Regions from separate parts of the Homo sapiens genome. Here region 2 is linked to region 1. Evidence: read pairs that join two places in POLR2A ChIA-PET (ENCODE). Cell type or tissue: K562. All regions are shown on one strand. Each heading gives the region's core, and the rest is flanking DNA. Links, peaks and the distances in the headings are about the cores only.

Region 1 (2,911 bases), core at 170-2,669:
TATGAAGAAAATACAGGCTTACGCAAATACATAGTTGTAAAAGGGATATGTTAACAGCCCTTTCAAATAATTGTGGCTATTCTTTTTTTTATTTTTTAGAGGCAGGATCTTGCTCTGTTGGCCAGGCTGGAGTGCAGTGGCATGATCATAGCTCACTGTAACCTCAAACTCTTGGGCTCAAGTGATCCTTTCACCTCAGCCTCCCAAGTAGCAAGGACTACAGGTACTCACCACCACACTCAGCTCATTTTTCTTTTTTTTGGTACAGATGGGGTCTCACTATGTTGCCCAGGCTGGTCTTTTCCTGGCCTCAAGCAATCCTCCTGCCTCAGCTTCCCTAAGTGCTGGGATTACAGGTGTGAACTACTGAGCCTGGCTATTCTTTTTTGATACTAGCCAAAACTTGACAAGTGCTGTTTTTTTTTTTTGAAGGTTAGTTGTGATTAGAATCTGAAATCTAGCCGGGCGCAGTGGCTCATGCCTGTAATCCCAGCACTTTGGGAGGCTGAGGTGGGTGGATCACGAGGTCAGGAGTTCGAGACCAGCTTGGCCAATATGGTGAAACCCCGTCTCTACTAAAAATACAAAAATTAGCTGGGCATGGTGGCGCCTGCCTGTAGTCCCAGCTGCTCGGGAGGCTGAGGCAGGAGAATCTCTTGAACCCGGGAGGCGGAGGTTGCAGTGAGCCAAGATTCTGCCACTGCACTCAGTCTCAAAAAAAAAAAAAAAAATCTGAAATCCTATCAATGAAATTTTTATGTTCAATTACATTAAAATACATTAGACTCTTTCGCATTTTGGATATATCTTTTGCCCAAGCATGATGTTATAACTTAATGCACTGGCTGTTTGGAAAAAAATGGTTCACCAAGTTATGCAGGTCTTTCAAATATTGACAAATATTAGTATACTATGTTTTAAAAATCACATTAGTTAATATCAACACCGATCTCATCAGAGAAGTCTTTAAGTATTGGGAAGCTGCCAAGGTCACAGTGGTGAACACAAGGTTTCTAAAATTCCAATTTTCACTTGAGCTTGGGTTTCATCATTAGCAATAAATACTGTCAGTTTGCTGTGAAATGACAGATTCATTTTATTCATTCTTGAGAAAATGTCTGCCAGAGACTCAAGTCTGCATAAGCATAATTTATCTGTCAGTATTTCTTTCAGGTCAAAATGGTGTTCCATGAAAAAAAAAAAGTGACTAGTTAAGCTCACAGTTCAAACAAGTGCAAATGCTTTTCTGGAGACAACCATTGTGCTGCATCGGATATGGCAGAAGTGCTCTATGTTGCTTCCCAGAATATTAAAAAGATGTATACTCAAGGACCAGTATATTGTGAATGGGATCATTTTTATTGCTGCATCAAAGACTTTCCTGGTCGATGTTGGCAGTGTTTTCCTATGAGGGCGTGGCAGTGAAAAATGCGATGACTTCCTGTACATCGCATTGGAGGCCGCCACGTTGGCTTTTGCACCGTCAGGGAAATGTCAACCCAGCAAAAAAGGCAAATGATGCCTTAGTCTCATTATGAAAAGAGTTTTGACCTTGCAGACTTCCCCAGCAGGGTCTGTACTTGGCATTCATGTTTTAATTTAACGTTCTCATACCAGAAGCAGGGCTCAGTCACCCTTGACACAGTTTCCAATACTATGCCCCACCCGAATGGCTCCAGCTGGTGGCTGGAGATAAAACTTAGAGGCTTCTCTCCCACCTAGCAGGCTGGCTCCTGGCCTTCCCGCTCTCTCCTTTAAACGGACCATTCAGACATGAGCTTGTCAACTGGAAGTGACCACCTCTCAGTCACAGTGTGACCAACTGGAACTAGTGCCTGCTTGCTTTAAACCTACCAATTAAAGCTCCCTGAGGGAAAGCTGGACACCCTCGACCCAATATAGGCAGTGGCCCATGGGTCTTGTCTCTTCCTGCCTGCACTCCCTGACGTGTGTGTGTGTGTGTGTGTGTGTGTGTGTCCGTGTGTGAGAGAGAGACAGAGACACCTCTGTTGTGCCCTCCAGGGTGTGTAAGTACTAAACATTTTTACACTTTCACACTGTGGTTTTATCCCCTGAAGGTGAGGCCACTGAAGGACCCATGCAGGTGGGTCCCCTCCCTACTGGCGCTCTTTTTTTTTGAGCCCCTCCACTGTTGGGAACAGCTACCAGTTAAGTTGATAGAGTTTCCTTCAAAACATAGCCCTGACACCCTCTCAGAACAGAGGGGCCTCCTTATCTCCAGGAGCAGCAGGGGAGGGGGAAGGAAGAGGAGAGTTGAGAGAAGACACCTGCCCCTCTCATCATGTGCTTAAGAGGCACCCATGGGCACTGTTCAGGGCCGAAAATTAGAAATACCCCAACCAGCCAGTACCATGGGGGTGGTGATAGGAACCCTGGCTTCCTAGAATAACTCAGTTCCAGGAACCTGTGCTGAGGGCCCAGTCCATGCCAGACCTGAGGCTGGCACTAGAGATGCAAAATGCAATCAGACCCTGCCCCCTCCCCTTGAGGAGTGTTCAGTTTAGTGGGGGAGAGAAGGGTGCCACATCAGTAATAAAAACAGACCCCTTTATTTTTGTTAACTTTACCAAATGAAATTTTATAAATTCAAAGTGCCATCTACTGCTTCCTCCCGGGTTCTCTTCTTTCCCCCAGCACCCCTGCCCCCCAACACCAGGTTCTCTTCTGTAACACTCAACGCGAGGGTCCGAGGCTTCATTCTTGAAGTCAGTGAGACCAAGAACCCTCCAATTCCGGACACAGCGTCACCCTTATTATACAACAGGCTGTTTTCCTATGCTGTCCAAAACTGCATCGATTCCCCCTAAAGCCGCTCCTTCAGTATTCTCCATCTCTGTGACAGATCCCAACATCCTAGACATCACCCCCTATAGCCCGTCAGTCACAGAGA
Region 2 (2,911 bases), core at 105-2,604, 110 kb before region 1:
GTGACTGGCTTCTCAGAGGCCCATGGCTACGGTGCCCCCACCCTGGGCCTGCAGTTTGCTGTGAGCCTCCACTCCGTAGTTGTTCAGGGATCCATAACTGTTTTTGTTTTGTTTCAGCCTCTTCCATGAGTGGGGAGCCCGCTGCTTGTCTCCAGCTCCTAGCAGTGAGTCCTGATAATCTCAAATTTAAGGACAGTAACTTTGTCTGGGATGAGTGTGGGAAAGGATGTGTTTGGGAACAGACGCGAGCCTGCAGAGGTGTTTGTAACCATCTCTTTCTAAGTGGTGGGAAGCAGACATTTTATTCTTTAACTGTTAATATATATAGTGTGTGTTTTTTATGCATGAAATATTTTATAGTTTTTAAAAATGCCCACACTACTATTTTGAAAGTAAATGAGGTAATGTATGTGTCAGAACCCAATACCCAAAGCGATCGTAGTAAGAGGTGGGGCCTTTGGGAAGGCATTAAATTGCTTAGGGAATGAGGGTGGAACCCTCATGAATGAGATTAGAGCCTTATAGGAGAGGTTGGAGGGAGTTGCCTGGCCTCCCTCTCCCATGTGAAGACTCAGCAAGAAAACATTATTTAGGAAGCAGAGAGCCCTCATCAAACACCAGATCTGCTGGCCACCTGATCTGGCACTTTCCAGCCTTCAGAACTGTGAGAAATAAATTTCTGTTGTCTATAAATCACCCAGTCTAAGGTGTTTTGTGATAGTAGCCCAGACAGACTGCAATGGTATAAAAGTGCTTCATCAAGAGTAAACACAGGGAGCAAATATTAGACATTCCATCTCCAGGCAGGGCAGACTGCAGCTGGAACACAGACCCAACAAGATTTTATTTATACAAGAAAAGGGACCATTAAGTTAAGGGCTGTTTGCGTGGAGGTGCCATGAGGGAGCAGAGTGTGCATCTGAGCTCCGCCTGCCTCTCCGCCTCCTGGCTCAGGCTGTCCAAATCTGAATCACCTGCCCAAGCTCTGGATGATGGTGACACAGCCGTGGGAGCTGGTGCAGCGCTGCAGGGATGGCTGGACCTCCACCTGCCCACTGCTGGGGTCAAAGGTGAAGACCTTATCGGTGCTTTCTCCGCGATCATCCCGCCCGCCAAGGATGTGGACCTTCCCGTCACACACAGTGACTCCACAGCTTTCCTGGGTGGACAAACAGAAAGACAACTATCAGGTCCAGCCTGGGGCTTCCTCTGTCCCTGCCTGGCCAGGCCAGATAATAGAACCTTGACCCACAGACTGTGAACAGGCAATCTGGACTGTAGAGAGGCAGGAAACTGGATGGACCTGAGTTCCAGCTCTAGCTTGACCCTTATTCAGTGAATGGCGTTAGGCAAGTCACTTAACCTCTCTGGACCTCAGTTTCCTCATCGGCAAAGGGAGAAGAACTAAAGTGCCTTCTTCACAGGGTTCCCTTAACAGTTAATGGAAGTTAAGCATATAAAGCATTTTACATAGAGCCTGGAATGTGGTAAGCACACCAATAACAATAATCTCGACTGCCGCCATCTTAGAATCTCAGACTCAAGCCAGAAATCTCACCTCTAAGGTCACCAAAGGTCAGAACTGGCAGAGACCTCCAGTCCAACCATATCTGTGTAGTCTCTGGAGTTTCAGGGGATGGAGAAGAAGGTAGGGGAGGCAGGGAATTGCAGGGGCCAGAGCTTCCAGGACTTGGGCCTCCCTGCTCTGATATCACTAGAGCAGACCTTAGCAACTCCCTTCCCCACATCTTACCTCATGATTGGTTACTAGCAGTGGCCTTCGGGGCAGGAGAGACCACAGGGTCATTTGGACCAAATCCCCACTCAAAGCTATAGCACTTGGGACTGCAGGGTTCTAGGCTCTGCCTTAACAGGGCCTAGTTGTTGGCCTGGGCCAGGTGCTGAACCTCTCTAAGGCCAGTCTCCTCATCTGTGAAATGCATGGTTCACTATCACTGTGAGGATGAGCTAGAGAGTGATGTATAATAAAACCACCTAGGATGGAGTCACAAGATTCACAAGCTCCAAGATCCAGAGCCTTAGAAGCGGGTTCCGCTCTCCTGCCTTGAAGCCTCCACTTACCACAGGGCTGGGGAGGACAGCTGCCTCCCCCCACACATCTGTGCCTGGATCATAGGTGAAGATTTTGCTCATGAGACCCCCCATGACATAGATGGTGTCCTCAAGGGAGACAGCCTCGAGACACCGCTGTGAGAAGGGTGCTGGTGACCGCAGGCTCCACCGGTCCTCCTTGGGGTCAAAGCACTGCACCTGAGGGGCAAGAGCAGCAGTGGTGAAGACTCACCGCCCCCCCCAACAAATGCCCCACCGCCCACATGCTGCCACCTCTCCCCCCGGGGGCACTCATTCAAAACGACATTTGCCAGTGTCCACCAGGCCTGAGCCAGCATCTGGGAGGGAGGGGGAGGTCCACCGTCCCTGCCCTCAAGGGCTCTTCATCTAGTTCTATGTTCTGTCCTCTGCCTCTGGACTCCCTTTGTCAAAAGCCTCCTCATCTTTCGAGGTCCTGCTCAAATGCCACCCCATCCTTAAAGGTCTCCCTGGTGTTCCCCCCTCCCCTCACCCCTCAACACACACACACAGGAACAGTCTCTCCTTTGATGGAGAACACAGTCGCCTCATGTTAGATTAATCATAGAGCACATCATACTGAGCTGGGAGAGGTACTGTCTGCTTTAGGGTTATAGAGGGTCCTCAGAGCAGACCCCCGACGGGGATGTGTTCCTAGCTGCATACACTGTCAACTCCCTTCTCTTTTCCTGGTGCTCTCAGGTCATTAGATTCTAGCTGAGGTGTCTTGCAGCCCTATTTCTACAGCTGTCCACATGCCCATGGGTGTTTCTGATGCCCTTAACAGTTTCTGTATTTAGCTGCCTGCTCACCTCACTCT

The links. Peaks named below come from ENCODE experiments on the same cell type or tissue, not always from the same donor. Only the 100,000 strongest peaks of a DNase experiment are listed, where the experiment ranks them.
Region 2: POLR2A ChIA-PET joins it to region 1 with 6 read pairs; 9 of 35 experiments call an interaction of 5 or more read pairs at or near these places.

Annotation. Positions count from the first base shown.
Region 1 is chr11:75,532,937-75,535,847 of GRCh38, forward strand. No RefSeq gene overlaps it. Among named protein-coding and RNA genes, the nearest start is that of GDPD5, 8.5 kb to the left of the region's middle. RefSeq lists a cis regulatory region at 1,288-2,474. In K562, for the core only: a CTCF peak has its summit at 1,801; DNase peaks (open chromatin) are centred at 1,725 and 2,235; H3K4me3 peaks cover 537 bases.
Region 2 is chr11:75,421,610-75,424,520 of GRCh38, forward strand. It overlaps KLHL35 (kelch like family member 35), which reads right to left. Exons shown (of 7, transcript NM_001039548.3): 6 at 2,083-2,271; 7 at 785-1,159. The coding sequence ends at 971. It also overlaps a transcript of RPS3 not described here. Among named protein-coding and RNA genes, the nearest start is that of KLHL35, 10 kb to the right of the region's middle. In K562, for the core only: no CTCF peak of the experiment used is centred there; a DNase peak (open chromatin) is centred at 1,172.